Regions from separate parts of the Homo sapiens genome. Here region 2 is linked to region 1. The links are chromatin loops, found by intact Hi-C in ENCODE. Cell type or tissue: heart left ventricle. All regions are shown on one strand. Links, peaks and the distances in the headings refer to the core of each region. The heading gives the core; the rest is flanking DNA.

Region 1 (10,334 bases), core at 1,263-9,262:
TGTCTCTATCTACTAATAATAAAAAATGAGCTGGGAGTGGTGGCACACATATGTAATCCTAGCTACCCAGGAGGCTGACGCAGGAGAATTGCTTGAACCCAGGAGGCAGAGGTTGCAGTGAGCCGAGATTGTGCCACTGTACTCCAGCCTGGATAACAGAGCGAAACTCTGTCTCAAAAAAAAAAAAAAAAAATAGCACTTTGATTGTATTATACCAGATATTATATATCTCTAGTGGGTTTTACCCTAAGGACAAAAGAACCACCATGAAACAGAACTACATTGAAATCCTCACCTGTACTCAGTTATCTTATAGGTAGTGATTATATTAGCATTCTGACAGTGAAGCTGTCAGGTTTTTGCCATCTCTTGCTTCCTCTCTCACCACATGATCTCTGCACATGCCTGCTCCCTCTTTGCTATCCACCATGAGTGGACACGGCCCAAGGCCCTCACCAAATCCAGCTGCCCAATCTTCAACTATTTTTTTTTTCTTTTTTCGAGATGGAGTCTTGCTTTGTCACCCAGGCTGGAGTGCGATGGCACCATCTTGGCTCACTGCAACTTCTGCCTCCTGGGTTCAAGCAATTCTCCTGCCTCAGCCTCCCAGGTAGCTAGGATTACAGGCGCCTGCCTCCACACTCAGCTAATTTTTTGTATTTTTAGTAGAGATGGGGTTTCACCATGTTGGCCAGGCTGGTTTCGAACTCCTGACCTCAAAAGATCCGCCTGCCTCGGCATCCCAGAGTGCTAGGATTACAGGCATGAGCCACCACGCCTGGTCCCAATCTTGAACTTTTAAACCTCTTTTCTTTGTAAATTTTTAAAAAGAAATGATTATCTTTGTAATATAGGATAAAGAAAATAAGAAATTGGCCGAGCACGGGGGCTCACACCTGTAATCTCAGAACTTTGGGAGGCCAAGGCGGGTGTATCGTTTGAGCTCACGAGTTTGAGACCTCCTCAAACTGGCGAAACCTTGTCTCTATTAAAAAATACAAAAACTAGCCAGGCTTGGTGGTGCATGCCTGTAGTCCCAGCTACTTAGGAGGCTGAGGTGGAAGGATGGCTTGAGCCCAGGAGGTAGAGGTTGCAGTGAGCCAAGATTATGCCACTGCACTCCAGCATGGGTGATACAACCAGACCTTGACTCAAAAAGAGAGAAAGAAAGACAGGAATGAAGGAATGAAGGAAGGAAGGAAGGAAGGAAGGAAGAAATTGTGTTAATGTTGTTAGAAACCCAGATTTTCTATGTTAGAAAAAAGGAGATATATGCCGGGCCTGGTGGCTCACACCTGTAATCCCAGCACTCTGGGAGGCCGAGGTAGGCGGATCACCTGAGGTTAGGAGTCTGAGACCAGCCTTGCCAATTTGGTGAAAACTCATCTCTACTAAAAAATACAAAAATTAGCTGAGTGTGGTGGTGCACCTGTAGTCCCAGCTACTCGGGAGGCTGAGACAAGAGAATCGCTTGAACCTGGGAGGCAGAGGTTGCAGTGAGCTGAAATCACACCACTGCACTCCAGCCTGGGAGACAGAGCAAGACTCTGTCATAAAAAAAAAAAAAAAAAAAAAAAAAGAAAAAAAAAAGGCCGGGTGCAGTTGCTCACACCTGTAATCCCAGCACTTTGGAGGCCGAGGCAGGCAAATCACAAGGTCAGGAGTTCAAGACCAGCCTGACCAACATGGTGAAACCCCGTCTCTACTGAAAATACCAAAATTAGCTGGGCATGGTGGTGCATACCTGTAATCCCAGTTCTCAGGAGGCTGAGGCAGGACAATCACTTGAAACCGGGAGGCGGAGGTTGCAGTGAGCCAAGATCATGCCACTGCACTCCAGCCTGGGCAACCGAACGAGACTCAGCCTCAAAAAAAAAAAAGAAAAAGAAAAGAAAAAATAAAATAAAACAAAGAAACTCTCAGAGACTATTGAGGTCCCTTCGAAGGTGAAGGACATCATGCAAAGACGTTCCTGTACTGACTATGATTCTGAGTGCTTTACAAGTTTTTTGATTGTTTGTTTGTTTGAGACGGAGTCTCACTCTGTTTCCTAGGCTGGAGTGCAGTGGCATGATCTCGGCTCACTGCAACCTCTGCCCCCCAGGTTCAAGTAATTCTCCTACCTCAACCTCTGAGTAGCTGGGATTACAGGTGAGCCACCACACCCAGCTAATTTTTGTACTTTTAGTAGAGATAGGGTTTCACCATGTTGCACGGGCTGGTCTTGAACTCCTGGCCTCAAGTGATCCATCCACCTCAGCCTCCCAAAGTCCTGGGATTACAGGCATGAGTCATCACACCCGGCCCTTTACAAGTATTAACTCACCCCTAGGAATATTATGCTTAACCTCATTTAATCCTCATAACATGCCTATTAGGAGGGCACGTGATTATGCTTCTTTTATACATGAGGAAACTGAGTCACAGGGAGATTACTAAGAAAATTGCCCAGGATCATGAAGCTGGTGGGTGGCTCAGCCAATATTTGCATTCGGGAAGTCTGACCCTAGAGTCCAAGGCCTTAACCATCTTCTGAGCTTCCTCTTCACTAACGTAGGTGATTTCACATAAAAGTAGAATAGGAAAACAAAGGAGGCCAACTGTCGTAGCTCATGCCGGCCATCCTAGTGCTTTGGGAGGCCGAGGTGGGAGGATTACTTGAGGACAGGAGCTTGTAACCAGCCTGAGCAACATAGCAAGATCCTGTCTCCATGAAAAAAAAAAATTAACTTAGCCAGGTGTAGTGGTGCACACCTGTAGTCCCAGCTATTTGGGAGGCTGATGCGGGGAGGATTGCTTGAGCCTACGAAGCTGAGGCTGCAGTGACCTGTGATCTCACTACTGCACTCTAGCCTGGGCAACAGAATAAGACCCTGTCTCAAAAAGAAATTTACAAATAAAAATTTAAAAGAAAAGGAAAATAAGCCGGGCACGGGGGCTCATGCCTGTAATGCCGGCACTTTGGGAGGCTGAGTTGGGCGGATTGCATGAGCTCAGGAGTTCAAGACTAGCCTGGGCAACATGGCAAAACCCCATCTCTACTAAAAATACAAAAATTAGCCAGGTGTGGTGTGTGGTGGTGCATGCTTGTAGTCCTAGCAACTCGAGAGGCTGAGGTACTAGAATCGCTTGAACCTGGGAAACGGAGGCTTTAGTGAGCCAAGATGGCCCCACTTTACTCCAGCTTGGGCAACAGAGCGAGACTCTTATCTCCAAAAAAAAAAAAAAAAAAGAAGAAGAAAAGAAAAAGAAAAAGAAAAGAAAGGAAAGGAAAGGAAAGGTCCAGAGGCTTGACAGAAACTCGGGAATGGTGGGGATAAAGGGGTGTGGTTCAGAACCATGGACAGCGCGCGCGCGCGCGCACACACACACACACACACACACACACACACACACACACACCACCAATCTTACCGCCTTGTTAGTACACAGTGCCTATAATCAGGGCTTTCAGAGGCTGACACCAGTGGGATCAGAGGCCAGCTGGGATGTGCTTGGCCCCATATCTTTTTTTTTTTTTTCTGAGACGGAATCTTGCTCTGTCACCCAGGCTGGAAGGCAGTGGCGCGATCTCAGCTCACTGCAACCTCCACCGGGTTCAAAGGATTCTCCTGCCTCAGCCTCCCAAGTAGTTGGGATTACAGGCACCCGCCACCATGCCTGGCTAGGTTTTGTATTTTTAGTATAGACTGGGTTTCACCATGCTGGCCAGGCTGGTCTGGAACTCCTGACCTCAGGTGATCCACCCACCTCGGTCTCCCAAAGTGCTGAGATTACAGGCCTGAGCCACTGTGCCTGGCCTCGGCCCCGTATCTGGGTTAGTTGCTGATCAAGCTTTCATGACACCCAGGCTCTCTGCCAGCCACATCTCACCTCCTCCTGACCTGCCTGGGGCCACCTAGGCTCTCTTCGTCAAGGCCACCCCTTAATAATAGGGATCGCCATTTAATTCTTGAAAATGCTCAGCCAGGTGGGAACGAGCATTCCCACTTCCCAGGTGGGGAAACTGAGGCTCAGAACGGTATCCAACTGCCGAGTTCATGCACCTGCGAAGCGGCTGCTTCTGGTACTGCGCCCTTGTGGCTCCCCATTGCCTCCCTCTTGTTGGCTCATGCTTCCCAGGAGGGTGAGCATGGGGTGCTGGTGGCCCTTGCTGAGAAGTGAGTCGCCCTCATTTTGTGTTTGTGTCATCCCCACAGCTACAGCTGGGAGCTGGGAGGAGGCATCTGAGCCGATGAACTAGGGGTAAGAAGGCTGCTTCTCCCAGCGAGAAAGGACCCAGCTCTCAAAGCACCTGACAATTCTACCTCCAGAAGATTCCTGGAACCTGTCCCCATTCCTTCCTCCCCAAAGCCCCAGCCCCAGCTCAGGCCATCATCAGCTCTTGCCCACACTGTAGGAGCCTCCTCCCTGGTCTTCCTGCCTCCTCCCTCGCCTCCCCGAATCTGCTTCCTGCAAGAGAGATGCAGACAGATGCCAGATACACTTTGAAAGTGGAATTGACAGGGCTTGTGACAAAATGGACAAATGAGTATATTTAGCTGCCACCAACAACGGTGTGACTCCCTTCTCTACCCAGGCCTAATTTTGTTTCTTTCAAGATAATTACCCAATAACGTGGGATCCTCAGGCTCACCAGAAGGCCCAGGCTGGAGGCCTTTCTGCTGGAGGCCATGTCAGGGGCAGCAAATTAGTGATTATGAGTGACGATTCTGCACTTTCTCTAACAATTAACGGGCCAGGAAATACAAAGGAGAGAACCGTTATAGACCAAAGGGGCTCTAAGAGATGTAGCAACCAAATGTGACATTTGGACTTTGTCTCTTGACTTGACCCAATGAACCATAAAAATATATTTAGGAAACAATGGAGGAGATATGGCATTTTTAGACGATATTAATGAATCATATCAAATGATACAATGCCGGAGACCTGAAATAGAATGATTCAGCAGGGGGCAGATGAGGAAGTGGGTGAGGTACAGCTGAAAAAAGGTTGTCCAGAGAAGGTTACACATTTCTCAAAAGACACACTTCGGCCGGGCGCGTTGGCTCACACCTGTATTCCCAGCACTTTGGGAGGCCGAGGAGGGTGGATCACGAGTTCAGGAGTTCAAGATCAGCCTGGCCAAGATGGTGAAACCCCATCTCTACTAAAAATAGAAAAAATTAGCCAGGCGAGGTGATGGGCACCTGTAATCCCAGCTATTCGGGAGGCTGAGGCAGAGAATTACTTGAACCCGGGAGGCAGGGGTTGCAGTGAGCCGAGATCGCGCCACTGCACTCCAGCCTGGGTGACAGAGCAAGACTCCATCTCAAAAAAAAAAAAAAAAAAAAAAAGACACGCTTCAGGCCCGGCTCAGTGGCTCATGCCTGTAATCCCAGCACTGTGGGAGGCCAATGCGGGAGGATCACATATACTTCATCACAGAGGTTCATGCCTGTAATCCCAGCCCTTTGGGAGGCTGAGGCAGGAGGATCTCTTGAGGCCAGGAGTTCAAGAACAGCCTGGGCAACTTAGTGAGACCCTGTCTCTACAAAAAATAAAAATTAAAAAAAAAATTAACAAAAAGAAAAGATCGCTCTCAAACCGGGTGTGGCAGTGTACACCTGTCGTCCCATCTACTGGGGAGGCTGAGGCAGGAGGATCACTTGAGCCCAGGAGTTCGAGGCTGCAGTGAGCTGTGATCTCACCACTGCACTCCAGCCTGGGCAACAGAGTAAGACTCTGTCACTAAAAGAAAAGAAAGAAAAATAAAATAAGATACACTTCCCATGATCACAGTAAATAGAATATGTCTGGAAACTGGGCCAGCCAGCAGCTCACAGGTGTGAGAATATGGTGGTGGTCCACCCCAGGGTGGTATCACTTGTTGATTATGTTTTTTGGTTTTTTATTTTGAGGCAAAGTCTCGCTCTGTCACCCAGGCTGGAGTGCAGCAGTATGTGATCTTGGCTCACTGCAACCTTCACTTCCTGCATTCAAGTGATCCTCTTGCCTCATCCTCCCAAGTAGCCAGGATTACAGGTGCCCGCCACCACGCCCAGCTAATTTTTGTATTTTTAGTAGAGACAGGGTTTCACCATGTTGGCCAGGCTGGTCTGGAACTCCTGACCTCAGGTGATCTGCCTGCCTCAGCCTCCCAAAGTGCTGGGTTACAGGCGTGAGCCACCACGCCCAGCCAGGAGTGAAGGTTTTAGAGCCAACCTGCCTGGTTCAAACTCTGCAGTGTGTAGTGTGACCTTTGGCAACTCACGTTCCCACTGTGTGCCTCAGTTTCCCCACCTGTTAAATGGAGGAATAACAATCTCTGCCTGACAGGGTTGTGGTGAGAGTTACAGGACTTGAAACATAGAACAGGGCCCAGCATGTCAAAAGCACTAAATAAATGTTAGTTCCGATTCTTGCTGTTAGGAAATATTAGGGTGTTTTTATGATTTTTTTTTTAAACTTTGTGTTTATCTGAACAGATTCAGACTCCCTCCCTGGGGGAAGATACAGGGAACCTGGGGGGTTTGCTTATTTTTAACAGATTTATTTAGTTATAATTCACATAGAATTCACCCATGTAAACCGTACACAGCAGTGGTTTTTAGTGTATCTGCGGACTTGTGTATCCATCACTGCGATTTTATTTTATTTTTGAGACAAGGTTTCCCTCTGTCACCCAGGCTGGAGTGCAGCGGCATGATGATAGCTCACTGCAGCCTCGATCTCCTGGGCTCAAGTGAGCCTCTGGCCTCAGCCTCCCAAATAGCTGGGACTACAGGCATATGCCACCACACCTGGCTAATTTTTGTGGGTTTTTTGTTTTGTTTTGTTTTTTGTATTTTTTGTAGAGACAAAGTCTCACTGTGTTGCTCAGGCTGGTCTCAAACTCCTGAGCTCAAGCAGTCCTCCCACCTTGGCCTCCCAGAGTGCTAGGATTATAGGCATGAGCCACCGTGCCTGGCCCATTACTGCAATTTTAGAATATTACCCCAAAGTAGGATACGGCTTCAATGTGGGTAGGTGGGTGGTAATTCTGACCTCTCTTTCTCTCTCTTTTTTGCCTCAACCTCTTAGGCTAAAGCAATCCTCCAGTCTCAGCCTCTCCAAGAGCTGGGACTAAAGGTACCACCATGGCTGGATAATTTTCTTATTATTTTTTTGGCAGAGACAGGGTCTGGTTATATTGCCCAGGCTGGTCCCAAACTCCTGACCTCAAGAGATCCCCCTGCCTTAGCCTCCCAAAGGGCTGGGATTACAGGGGTGAGCCACTGCACCCAGCCCCCTCAGCCTTCTTATGATTTCTCTTATGGCCAAAGGTGTGGGCCATGGGGGCACCATCTGCCCACTGCTCCCCTGGGGTGGGACCAACAGGCAGTTCCCATAATATTCTTTAAGGCACCCGTGAGCTGCCAGCTGGCCCGGCTTCCAGGAGCGTTTAGTTACTGCAACCACGTGAAGTATGTCTTTAGAGAAAGGTGCCCACAGACCTCAGTGTGGCTTTCTCTAGATCAGTGATAACCTGCCACAGTTTAATTTCCTTCTTTTCTGTCCTGAGGGAGGGAAAAATGATTACAGCCTACATGGCCAGTGTTAAAGTTGCTGCGGGGCCCATCGAGGGCCATTGAGTGACTGGCAGGCCATTGACAGCCCCGGAATAGAGGGCAGCAGAAGAGAGGAATCAAGAATGGCTCTGGTGTCGGCCGGGCGCTGTGGTTCACGCCTGTAATCCTAGCACTTTTGGAGGCCAAGTCGGGTGGATCAGTTGAAGTCAGGAGTTTGAGACCAGCCTGGCCAACATGGTGAAACCCCATCTCTACTAATAATAACAAAAATAGCCAGGCATAGCGGCCACGCCTGTAGTCCCAGCTACGCAGGAGGCAGGAGGCTGAAGTGGGAGGATCTCTGGAACCCAGGAAATGGAGGTTTCAGCGAGCTGAGAGCTCACCGCTGCACTACAGTCTGGGCAACAATGTGAGACTGTGTCTTAAAAAAAAACAAAAACAAAAGCAAAAAAAAACTGGGCACGGTGGCTCATGCCTGTAATCCCAGCACTTTGGGAGGCCGAGGCAGGTGGATCATGAGGTCAAGAGATCAATACCTTCCTGGCCAAAATGGTGAAACCCCATCTCTACCTAAAATACAAAAATTAGCTGGGCGTGGTGGTGCATGCCTGTAGTACCAGCTACTCGGGAGGCTCAGGCAGGAGAATCGCTTGAGCCTGGGAGGCGGAGGTTGCAGTGAGCTGAGATGGTGCCACTATACTTCAGCCTGGTGACAGAGCAAGACTCTGTCTCAAAAAAAAAAAAAAAAAGATTGAGAATGGCTCTGGGGTATCCGGCTCAGCGACCAAGGAGCTGACAGTGCCATTTACCGAAGGGGGCAGGTAGGAAAGGGGCAAGTGAATCCACAGCCCCAATCTTCACAGAGGTGTTGTGAGGCTCGAATGAGATCTCACAGGCCTTTGGGGTCAGATGCAGCTGGGTTCAAATCCTGCCTCCTGCCTTCCGAGCCAGGTAGTCCTGAGTCAGTGACTCTGAGTCTGGGTCTCCCAGTCTGTGAAATGGACCGTGAATCCTGCCTCCGACGGGTGGGCTGTGAGGGGCAGAGGGGCCCAGGCTTCCGGTGCCCCCAGCACAAGACCTGGCGCGTGGTAGGTGGTCCATGCCTGGAGCAGAGTAGGAGGTCCGTGGCCTTAAGGGAGGTGAGTATTCGTATCCCCCACTGGCCACAGATCCTGCTCACACTCCCCTGGGGGAAATTCCAGCTCAAAGAGTACCTGTCTTGGGGCTGGGAGAGGCAGAGACCATGGAAAGACCCCGAGAGACCGGGAACTGCCTGTGAGGGGTTTTCCAGGCTGCAGAGAGAAGAGTCTGACAGGCGAGGGGAGGTGAACACACCACCCCTGCTTGAAACCCTCCATGCCTCCCCAGGGTCACACTCCCCAATGTCACTCACCTTCCAGGCCTGGCCCACACCCTCCAACCCCATCTTCTCACCCTCCCAGCCACCCTAGCCCTCTATGTTCCACCTCAAGCCTTTGCACTGGCTCCTCCCTCCTCCAGGAATGTTCTTTCCCTATTTTTTTCTTTTCTTTATTTATTTATTTTGAGACGGAGTCTTGCTCTGTCACCCAGGCTGAAGTACAGTGCCGCAATCTCGGCTCACGACAACCTCTACCTCCCAGGTTCAAGCAATTCTCTTGCCTCAGCCGCCCGAGTAGCTGGGATTACAGATACAAGCCACCACGCCCAGCTAATTTTTGTATTTTTAGTAGAGATGTGGTTTCACTATGTTGGCCAGGATGGTCTCTAACTCCTGACCTCAAGTGATCCACCCGCCTCAGCCTCCCAAAGTGCTGGGAATACAAGCGTGGGCCACTACACCTGGCCTTTTTTTTTTTCTTTTAATGAGATGGGATTTCACTCTGTTACCCAGGATGGAGTGCAGTGGTGCAGTTATAGCTCACTGTAGCCTTGACTTCCTGGGCTCAAGAGATCCTCCCACCTCAGCCTCCCAAGGACTGGTAGTGCTGGGATTGTGTGCTGGGACTACAGGCACACACTATCATGCTTGGCTAGTTTTTTCTTTCTTTCTTTTTTTTTGGAGGGATAGGGTGTGGGGGTGGTCTCCCTATATTGCCCAGGCTAGTCTCAAACTCTTGGCCTCAAGCAATACTCCTGCCTCAGTCTCCTAAAGTGCTGGGATTACAGGTGTGAGCCTCTTGCTCTGGGCCCCAGGAATGCTCTTTCCATGAGTGGCTTCTTGGTGTACTTTAGGCCTCAGCTCTACGTCCTCAGGGGATCCCACCCTGGCCCCTTCTCTATTGACGTCCCAGCCCCACCCACGAGTTGTCCCTCTCTGAAACTACATTACACAACGTATTAATTAACTTACATGTTCCTATGCTGACGGCTTCCACCGCTAGAAGGTCAGCGCTACGGGGGCTAGAATTTTTCTTGAGACGGAGTCTCACTCTGTCGCCCAGGCTGGAGTGCAGGCACCATCTCAGCTCGTTGCAACCTCCGCCTCCCAGGTTCAAGCAATTCTCCTGCCTCGGCCTCCCGAGTATCTCGGATTACGAGCCCCTGCCACCACACCTGGCTAATTTTTGTATTTTTAGTAGAGACGGGTGTTTCACAATATTGGCCAGGCTGATCACGAACTCCTGAACTCAAGTGATCTGCCTGCCTTGGCCTCCCAAAGTGCTGGGATTATAGGTGTGAGCCACCGCGGTGGGGAAGGGGGTCTGGAATCTTGTCTTGTGCATGGCTCCACCTGTAGGCCTTTTCTTGTGCTTCCCCAGTGGCTGAGCCTGGGCTGGGGCTGCCTGGGAGGAATCCTCC
Region 2 (10,334 bases), core at 1,364-9,363, 48 kb before region 1:
GATTCTCCTGCCTCAGCCTCTCAAGTAGCTGGGATTACAGGCACCCGCCACCACTTCTGGCTGATTTTTGTATTTTTAGTAGACATGGGTTTTCACCATGTTGGCCAGGCTGGTTTCAAACTCCTGACCTCAGGTGATCTGCCCATCTCGGCCTCCCAAAGTGTTAGGATTACAGGTGTGAGCCACCGCACCAAGCCTTTTATGGGGGGGTGGGGGGACAGAGTCTCACTCTGTCACCCAGGCTAAAGTGCAGTGGTGCGATCTCGGCTCACTGCAGCCTCCGCCTCCTGGGTTCCAGCGATTCTCCTGCCTCAGCCTCTGGGTAGCTGGGATTACAGGCATGCATCACCATGCCCGGCTAACTTTTGTATTTTTAGTAGAGACGGGGTTTCACCATGTTGGCCAAGCTGGTCTCGAACTCCTGACCTCAGATGATCCACCCACCTCGGACTGCCAAAGTGCTAGGATTATAGGTATGAGTCTTTCAGCTATTATGATGATGGTGTTGCTATTGACTTTAAGCTCCCCTTCCACCCAAAACAAAACCCTGCAAGGCCCATGAGTGAGCCCTGGGCTGGAACTCATGTGTTTCCAGAATCACAGTTTTGATCTGTTTGCTGTAGCCACAGCTTCGTGATAAGAAAATGGTCCTAGCCAAGCAAATGGACTCATGACACAAACCACCCCCTACCTGAGCTCTGGACTCAGTCTCCCCAAAGCCCAGAGAGGCGGCAGAGCCCTTCCTGAGAACTCTAGAGCCCTGTGTTACCCTAAGCCTCGTCTCTTCTCTGCCCCTCACCTCCAAAACATCTTCCACTCTGCTCACTCCACTCCAGCCACAGGGGCCTCCTCCCAGCTGTTTCAGAACTGTCCTGCCTCAGGACCTTTGCACGGCTGCTCCTCCTGCCTGGACTGCAGGCATCCCAGGTATCTATGTGGCCTGCTCCTTCCTTCAAACCTGTGCTCAAACACCACTGACCACTCTATCTGAGGTTATCCTCCCCTTCCCGACCCTCATGAAACACTCCCACCCTGTCACCTTTTTCTGTTGCACTACCATCTCCTTTTTAATTTTTTAATTTTTTATATTTAGAGACAGGTCTCACTCTGTCTCCCAGGCTGGAGTGCAGTGGCGTGATCATATAGTTCACGGCAGCCTCAAACTCCTAGGCTCAAGCAATCCTACCACCTCGGCCTCCCGAGTAGCTGGGACTACAGACACCAGCCACCATGCCCAGCTTGTTTTTGTATTTTTTATTTTTGTAGAGATGGGATCTCTCTGTGTTGCCCAGGCTGGTCTGGAACTCCTGGCCTCAAGCACTGGGATTACATGTGCCAGCCACTGCATTCGGCCACATTTGTCACCTCCTAAATAACTACATCATGGTTGTTATTCCACGTCTGTCTTCCCAGCTAGAGGGTCCCTGCTGGGAGGATAAAGCTTGTGTGTTAGTCACTGCTGTGTCCCAGATGCCTGGCATAGGCCTGTGAGAGTGGCAGGAGGCAGCCAAATGCCTAGGCAGATGGGCCGGGTCCCCAGCGCAACCCCACCTCCAAGTGGGAGACAGTTTAAAACCCAAAAGCCAAGCTAGAAGTTAAATTCTCGGACTGGATTGGGAGCTTGTCTTCCCGTTTGGCATGCTTTCCTCTAGCTGGCCCCCACCCTTCACCTATTTGACATATACCTACCTTTTCCTAATTGGTTTTCTACACCGTCATGCCCACCTTTGAGTGGTGTCTTCATTTTAACCTTTTTGCAATACTCACAAACCAGTCAGCCCACACTCCCCATTCTGAGTCCATAAGAGACCCCAGACCCAACCACAGGGGGAGAACTTCCCTGCCTTCAGGTAGGGGCACCAACCCTGTGTCCCCTCTCCGCTGAAAGCCGTTTTCATTACTCAATAAAATTCTTCCCCACCCTCCTCCTCCAATGTCCCGCATATCCTCATTCTTCTCGGGCATGGTACAAGAGCTCGGGAACTGCCAAACATGGATACAAGCTATAATACAGGCAAACCGGGGCATGTCAGTGTGGCTGAGTGAGGCCTGGGCAGGGTGTCGCCTACTGGGGGTCCCTGGTTTGGAAAGTGACCAAGAAGAAAAATCCCGCATCACCGGCACATGAAAAAGTGAATAAAGAGAGGGTAGTATGGACAGGAATGGAATGGGGAGAATCCTGATTCTCCATCCCCCCACCCTCACTCCTCCTTTTGCACCTGCCTCCACACACACAGGCGGCCCTCCAGACCCCATCCTGGGAATGTCACTCGGAGGCCTTAATGTCTGGAGGGTTTCCACAAATCAGACAAATAAAACCGCCTCCCCTTCCCACCTCCCCACCCTTCTGTGACAGAGGTCATTCCCCCACCCAACCCCATTCCACTGGCCTCCCTCCTCCACCCTGAACACCTTCATGGGGCTACCACAATTAGACCCTGAAATGTAGAGGAAATATTTGGGAAATCCCAGAGGGAAGGGGGCTCTCCAATTTTCTTCTCTCTCTTGGCCACACAGAACCAGGGTAAGGTTAGCTACTTGACCCAAACTCTTTCTGAACCAAGAATATCCTCTTTATAAAACCATAGTATTTTCTTAAAAATCGTGACTGGTTCCTACAAGGAAACACAGTAGGAGCCGCTTTTGTTTATTTATTAACTTTTTTGAGACAGGGTCTCGCTCTGTCGCTCAGGCTGGAGTGCGGTGGTGTGATCACAGCTCACTGCAGCCTCCACTTCCTGGGCTCAATCAATCCTCCCCTGCCTCAGCCTCCCCAGCAGCTGAGACTACAGGCACCCGGCTAATTTTTGCATTTTTTGTAGAGACGGGGTTTTACCATGTTGCCCAGACTGGTCTCAAATTCCTGGGCTCAAGTAATCCGCCTGCCTAGGCCTCCCATGTTGTCGGGATTACAGATGTGAGCCACCCTGCCTGGCCTGTGGCTTTGTAGTCCAGAATTCCACCCTGGGAATCTACCACATGGATGTGCTTGTTCCTGTGCCTAGATGGGATGTTCTTGCTCCTGTGCCTGGATGGGATGTCCCACATGACCTCAATAGTGATAGCCCCAGCGTGGAAACAATGCAAATGACTCCAGAAGGAGTTGAACAAATACCTCCAGAAAAACCACTCAATAAGATAACTCTGCCCAATGGGGCCGGGTGCAGTGGCTCATGCCTGTCATCTCAGAACTTTTGGGGAGGCCGAGGCGGACGGATTGCCTGAGCTCAGGAGTTCGAGACCAGCCAACATAGTGAAACCCTGTCTCTACCAAAAATACAAAAAATTAGCTGGGTGTGGTGACACATGCCTGTAGTCCCAGCTACTTGGGAGGCTGAGTCAAGAATTGCTTGAGCCCGGGAGGCGGAGGTTACAGTGAGCTGAGATCGCACCACTGCACTCCAGCCTGGGTGATAGAATGAGACCCCGTCTCAAAAATATATAAATAATAAGATATTCTGCCACTGTTAAGGAGGAAGGAAGAGCCCTACGCAGGCTGTTATGGAAATGTTATGGAAAGCAGGCTGCTAAATTCTTCAGTGTGAGTCCCAAGCTGTAGGACAGGGAGTCGTGAACAGCTGGCCTCGTGTGTCACTGTCTACAGCAGGTGTCTGTCTGCAGGTCACACCTGCAGTGGGGCATGAAATCATTTGATTGGGTTATGACGAGCCACCTTTCTTTGTAAACAAAATGTAATTGAATGGAATGGAATAGACTACACAACTCCAGATGGGCACTCCATGCCACAAGTATGGTTGAGTTACACTTGTGTTTTATTTCTATACGAGTGCCCGTGTGTACCAGGTTGTAAGATCTATTGTTCACTGTGGCTTGTTGCAAAAAAAAAAAAAAAAAAAAATTGGAAAGCCTTGAAATGGAAACTATCTAAAAGAAAGGACACAGGTGGGATTCAGTGACTGACTCACGCCTATAATCTCAGAGCTTTGAGAGGCCGAGGTGGGAGGATTGCTCGAGGCCAGGAGTCCCAGACCAGCCTGGGCAACCCAGCGAGACCCCATCTCTACAAAAAAATAACAAAAAATTAGCAGATTATGGTTGCCCATGCCTGTAGTCCCAGCTACTCGGGAGGCTGAGGTGAGAGGGTCCCTTGAACCCAGAAGTCCGAGGCTGCAGCGAGCTGTGATCACACCACTGCATTCCAGCCTGGGCAATCTAGAAAATAAAATAGAACACATTTAAAAATAAAAGGAAGAACACAAACAGTAAAGGGTGCCTCCCTCTGAAGAGGAGGAGGGGGTTGCAGGCAGGAGCTTTATATTATACAATTCTGTACTATTTGTGTGTTTCTTTTTAAACAATCAGCGTGTATTGCTTTTGCAATAAAATAAAGACCTTTAACAATCTTTTAGAAAAAATAAACTTCCCTGCCTCCATCCCCAGGATGGGGGCGGTGCTGTTTGAGCTGTCAGCAGGCTTTTGAGGTGAAAAAGACCAAATCCCTGCCCCAGGGGCTCTGCCTCCCGAGGGGTTTCAAGGGCCTCCCTGGCTGTCTTCCACGCGCCCTTCTCTTCCCCTCCAGAAATCCAGGGGAACATCCAAAAAGGAAACACGCCTTGAGATGTCGGTCTTCATTTTCCAAAATGGAACAGGCGCTCCAGTTTTAGCCTGGGAATGGCTGGAAACGCCCTGGGGGACACAGCTGCCTGGCAAGGTTTCCTAGCAGACAGAGCAATGCGGCAGTATCAGAAATGGTTCGGAAAATCCGCAGCCCCCATCCCAACCCGGCCACCTCAGCAGGCATGCAATTGTGTTTCCAGCTTAGCTGACAAAGAGCTCTCAGAACTCCTTCTTATAAATGCACATTTAAGAATCCACTAGAGGCCGGGCGCAGGGGCTCACGCCTGTAATCCCAGCACTTTGGGAGGCTGAGGCGGGCGGATCACAAGGTCGGGAGATCGAGACCATCCTGGCTAACACAGTGAAACCCCATCTCTACTAAAAATACAAAAAAAAATTACCCAGGCGTGGTGGCGGGCGCCTGTAGTCCCAGCTACTCAGGAGGCTGAGGCAGGAGAATGGCATGAACCTGGGAGGCGGAGCTTTCAGTGAGCCAAGATCACGCCACTGCACTCCAGCCTGGGCAACAGAGCGAGACTCCACTAGAGGCTGGGCGTGGTGACTCATGCCTGTAACTCCAGCACTTTGGGAGGCTGAGGCAGGAGGATTGCTTGAGCCCAGGAGTTTGAGACCAGCTTAGGCAACATAGTGAGACACTGGAGGGGTAGGTGGTGATGTGAAATTTCAGTTCTGTGTGCTTATTGTTCTAAATCAACCAAACCCATTCATGCCTGCTCTAAAATGTGGAATATGCTTGGTGGATTTTAACTTGGAACTACATTCACTGAAGGGAAAGAAATTCCTGAGAGCTGACCTCTCATGAGCCCCTGTGAAGCAAGTATTTCATATATCATTAGTTCATTTAATCCTCATTACGACCCAACTAATTGCACAGTTTTGTATCATAAATATATTGTTTAGATAGCAAAGGGAATTTATTTGCTCATATAGTTGGAAAGTCCATGGTGAGGACTTCAGGCATGGCTGGATCCAGGAGCACAAATGCCATCATCAAGAATCTCTCGGCCAGGTGTGATGGCTCACGCTTGTAATCCCAGCACTTTGGGAGGCCAAGGCAGGAGGATTGCTTGAGCCCAGGAGTTCGAGACCAGCCTGGGCAACACAGCAAGACTCTGTCTCTCTTAAAAAAAAAAAAAAAAAAAAAAGAATCTACTAGGTGGTGGCCACAGTTGTGTCACCTGGATGGTTCCCTATTATAAAATGTCACTGCAATAGATATTGCTGGGCACATGGCTTTTCTTTTCTTTTTTTTTTTTTAGGGTTATTTCCTTTGGGCAAATTCCCAGAAGTGTGATTACTGACGAGAAAAGTATAGACATTTCCAGGCCCCTGAAACGCTGCGTCAAACTGCTTCCTGAAGAGGCTGGGACCCACCCACGCCTGTTCAAGGAACTGCCTGCTCAGTGTAATGAAGCCACTGCCATCTCGGTCATCTTTGGATGTGAAACATCTGTTCTCCTGTGTCGGGAAGTTGGAGCAATGCGGGAAAGAACGGAACTTCCTTGCCTACTCCAGGAATCGGCCAGGACCACTGCTGGACGTGGGGCACTTGAATGGGTCCCTCACCCGTGTGCAGGCCCTCAGGGCTCCCAGGAACAGGAATGTGTCCTTTCCTCTCTCTCTCTCTCTCTCCACTGTGCAAACAGGGAGCCCAAGCTCTCAGCATCCCCCCAGCCAGCTCTGGATGGAGGATGAGCTGAATTACGCACCGTGGACTTCACCAGTGGGGCTGTGACAAGTGCCTGTGTCCCCGTGGGGAATGTGGCCCCTAGTATTCAATGGGGGGATGCCACGCAGGTCTGGCTATGTCTTCAGAAACCCCCACGAGGCCCAGGATTCCTCCCAGGCGGGATCCTGTGCACCTCCCGGAGGACTGGGAAGAGGGAAAGGAGCACAGCTAGCACTGCCCTGGGCTCCCTTCACAGTGTGGGGGACCCCTTCCCAGCCCCGTGTCTCTCTTTACAGCCCAGAGCCGCACAGGAGGGAGACTCCTAGGCAGGGGCCGCAAGGAAGGAAGGGAAGAAAAGGAGAAAGAAGGGAGGGAAAAAGAGAAATGAAAAGAAAAAGAATTGAGATGGGACAAGGAGTGAGAAGAGGGGAGGAAGCAAGAAAAAGTAAAGCAGCAGCCAGCCGGGCACGGAGGCCAAGGCAGGAGGATCGCTGGAGGCCAGGAGTTCGAAGCTGCAGTGAGCTATGATTGCACCACTGCACTCTAGCCTGGGCAACAGAGTGAGACCCTGTCTCTAAGAGAAAGAGAAGCAAGAGAGTTACCGTGAGAGCCCCGAGAGCTTCCCACACTACACATGTCACTCTCACAACCGCACCAGGAGGTAGGTTCCACTGTTCCCACGGAAACTTATCAATAGCTGCCTCTTTAGGATCAAGACCAACCTCTCCCACGGCCTGCGCACAGCCTGATCTTCTGGGAGCCCCCATTCTTCCTTCAAAGTGTTGCACACACAGGATATGTGATCATTGATTTAGTTGAGGGATCCTTTTTCGTTAAACTTATTGTGGGCTATTGCTATCAGACACAGAACAGGCATGATAGGCTGATGGCACTGACCTCTACACCCTACTCACCATCTGGTCTGTCTGATGCTATCCGTCCCACATGGTTCCCTCTGCCCCTGGATTTTTTTTAATTTTTATTTTTTAATTTTTTGAGATAAGGTCTGGCTGTATCACCCAGGCTGGAGTGCAGTGGCATGATCTCGGCTCACTTCAACCTCCACCTCCCAGATTCAAGCCATCTGCCCACCTCAGCCTCCCGAGTAGCTGGGACTACAGGCACGCACCACCATGCCCAGTTAATTTTTGTATTTTTTGTAGAGACGAGGTTTTGCCATGTTGCCCAGGCTGGTCTCGAACTCCTGATCGCAACTGATCCACCTGCCTCGGCCTCCCAAAGTGCTGGGATTATAGATGTGAGCCACCTCGCCTGGCCAGAAAAGTTCCTGAAGGAAATTAAAAGTACGCACATGAATGATAAGAAAGTGAAACAGGCTTACTGCTGATATTAATTTTATATGCACTGGAAAACCAAAACATTTCTGTGACTTGCTTTCTTGCAATTTTTGCTTTATTGTGGTGGTCTGGAACCAAAACCATAGTATCTCTGAGGTATGCCTGCAGCCACAAAACTACAACATGCCCAGGCTGGAGTGCAGTGGCACGATCTCGGCTCACTGCAACCTCTGCCTCCCGGGTTCAATCGAATTTCCTGCCTCAGCCTCCCGAGTAGCTGGGACTACAGGCCCCCACCACCATGCCCAGCTAATTTTTTTGTGTATTTTTAGTAGAGGTGGGGTTTTGCCATGTTGACCAGAGTGGTTTCGAACTCCTGACCTCAGGTGATCCACCTGCCTCAGCTGGTCAGAGTGCTGGGATTACAAGCGTGAGCCACTGCGCCCGGCCTACTTCACTGTATCCTTCCAACAACCTTACGAGCGAAGTGCTATTCCTGTCCTATATTATGGATGAGGAAACTGAGTTCAGAGAGCTTTCAGGAATGGCCCAAGGTCACACCACCATTTGGGAGTAAATCCACATCCTCACCCCAGGCAGTTTGGCTCCAGAGCCCCAGCTTCCACTGCTATTCTGAACTGCCTACAGTGTGGACCACGTTTTCTGTTCCAAAGTTGGGAAAGTAAAACCCCCACTCTCAGGGCAGGTGCCCCATGTATAGCTGCCTTGCCAAGCTGGCCTCAGCCTTGCATCACAGGCCTGCATCAGAGGATGCAATGTGATACTCACTATCATGTTCCCTGCAGAGCTGTGTCGAGAACAGTGCTGTCTCCTCCAGCACATTGCCTTGGCCCCTGTATAAGGGCCTGTAGGAGAAAAGCCCTTCACACCCAAGAAGGCTGGACTTCCCTTAAGCTCTTAATTTATTTTCAATTTTGGGTCAGTGAGAATCTTGAAATTAATTGGTTCTCTTTTTGCTCTGGCCACTAGGAAGCTCAGAGCCAAATGTATGTCCCACTTCTGAAAGTAGTGTGCTTTAATATGGGTATCATTCGGGAAAAAAAAAAAAAGTTCCTTCCTTCTTATTGTTTTCTACCTCAACGTCCTCATTAAAAAAATCCTGTTGTTTTGTTGGTATCTCTGTAAGTTACCTCGAATCCATCTTGGAAAAAGGCAAGGGTTGTGAATGCAAAAAAAAATTTAATAAATACAGGCACACATGAAAAACGAATGAACAACCATAACATCACCAGACCAGGGTTCATCAACCTTGGCACTATTAGTATTTGGGGCCAGGTCATTCATTGTTATGGGCGCTTGCCTGTGCATCATGGAAGGTTTGGCAACATCCCTGACCTCTTTCTAGAAACCAGTAGCACTCCTCCCCACATCATGGCATCCAAAGATGTCTCCAGATGACATCTCCAGATTTGTCTCCTAGGACCAAATTCCCTCCCAGTTAAGAACCCCTGTCCCAGCTCCCTGAAGGCAGGATCATTATGGTTTTACAACAGTAAACCCCCTCAGGCATGAAGCTGGCACTTAGCAGAAACAGCTGGCTGAAGAAATAAACTAATGCCTGCCCCAGTACATCATCCCTTTCCAGGCTTCCAGGACACAGAGCTCTTGCCATCTCGATCCTCCTAGCACCCCCATGGGATCAGAATTAGATCCTTGCGTCACAGATAAACCCCACTGGGGTTCAGAGAAGCTGAGCGAGTGGCCCAAGATCACACCGCAAGCACAGCCCAGGATAAAGGATAGAGTGCAGAAAGACTGCCTGTCCCTCGTTATGGTGAGAAGAACGGGGAGCAGTGAGGAAAGGGACGTAGCTGGATCATGGGGAACAAGTTGGATTCTACCGGGTGTGGGGAAAGGGGAGGGGAGTTCCCAGGTAGGGAAATCCCAGCATGAGCAAAAGCCCGTAGGCAGGAATTTGAGCAGCTTGCTTAAGAGTTGGGAACTCCCACAAGAATTGAAAACCTAAAAATCCATAGGAAACTGTACACAAATGGTGGAAACACCCCAAATGTCCGTCGACAGACAAGTGGATGAACAAAATCCGGTCTATCCATACAACGGAGCATTATTCAGCCATGGAAAAGAATAAAGCACTGATACGGGCTGCATCGTGGATGAACCTTGGAAACAGTACACTGAGTGAGAGAAGTCAGGTGTGAAATGCCACAGGGGGCCAGGCGCAGTGGCTCATGCCTATAATCCCAGCACTTTGGGAGGCCGAGGCAGGTGGATCATCTGAGATCAGGAGTTCGAGACCAGCCTGGCCAACATGGTGAAACCCTGTCTCTACTAAAAATACAAAAATTAGCTGGGCATGGTGCCGCATGTCTCTAGTCTCAGCTACTCGGGAGGCCGAGGCATGAGAATCTCTTGAACTCAGGAGGCAGAGGTTGTAGTGAGCTGCACTCCAGCCTGGGTGACAGAGTGAGACTCTGTCTCACACACACACAAAAAAAACAAAACAAACAAACAAAAAAAAACGCACCGAGTATACAGTTCCATTGATGTGAAATGTCCAGAACAGGCAAATTCACAGAGACAGAAAGCGGATTCATGGTTTTAGGGCTGGGGGAACAAGGAAATTAGACAGCGATGGCTAAAGGGGATGAGGTTTCTTTTGAAGCTGTAGAAAAATGTTCTGAAACTGACAGTGGTGACAGTTGCACAATTCTATAAACTAAAAGCCTTTGAATAGTAGACTTTTTTTTTTTTTTTTAATACGGAGTCTCACTCACTCTGTCGCCCAG

The links. Hi-C counts contacts between places; a loop is a spot of excess contacts. Peaks named below come from ENCODE experiments on the same cell type or tissue, not always from the same donor. Only the 100,000 strongest peaks of a DNase experiment are listed, where the experiment ranks them.
Region 2: it touches region 1 in a loop (5-fold over the local background); 11 of 110 quality-filtered maps call a loop at or near these places.

What each region holds. Positions count from the first base shown.
Region 1 is chr16:11,647,032-11,657,365 of GRCh38, forward strand. No RefSeq gene overlaps it. Among named protein-coding and RNA genes, the nearest start is that of SNN, 16 kb to the right of the region's middle. In heart left ventricle, for the core only: no CTCF peak of the experiment used is centred there; no DNase peak of the experiment used is centred there.
Region 2 is chr16:11,598,923-11,609,256 of GRCh38, forward strand. It overlaps a transcript of LITAF not described here. Among named protein-coding and RNA genes, the nearest start is that of LITAF, 17 kb to the left of the region's middle. RefSeq lists enhancers at 4,311-4,903, 6,353-6,852, 10,280-10,329. In heart left ventricle, for the core only: no CTCF peak of the experiment used is centred there; a DNase peak (open chromatin) is centred at 4,615; H3K27ac peaks cover 1,515 bases.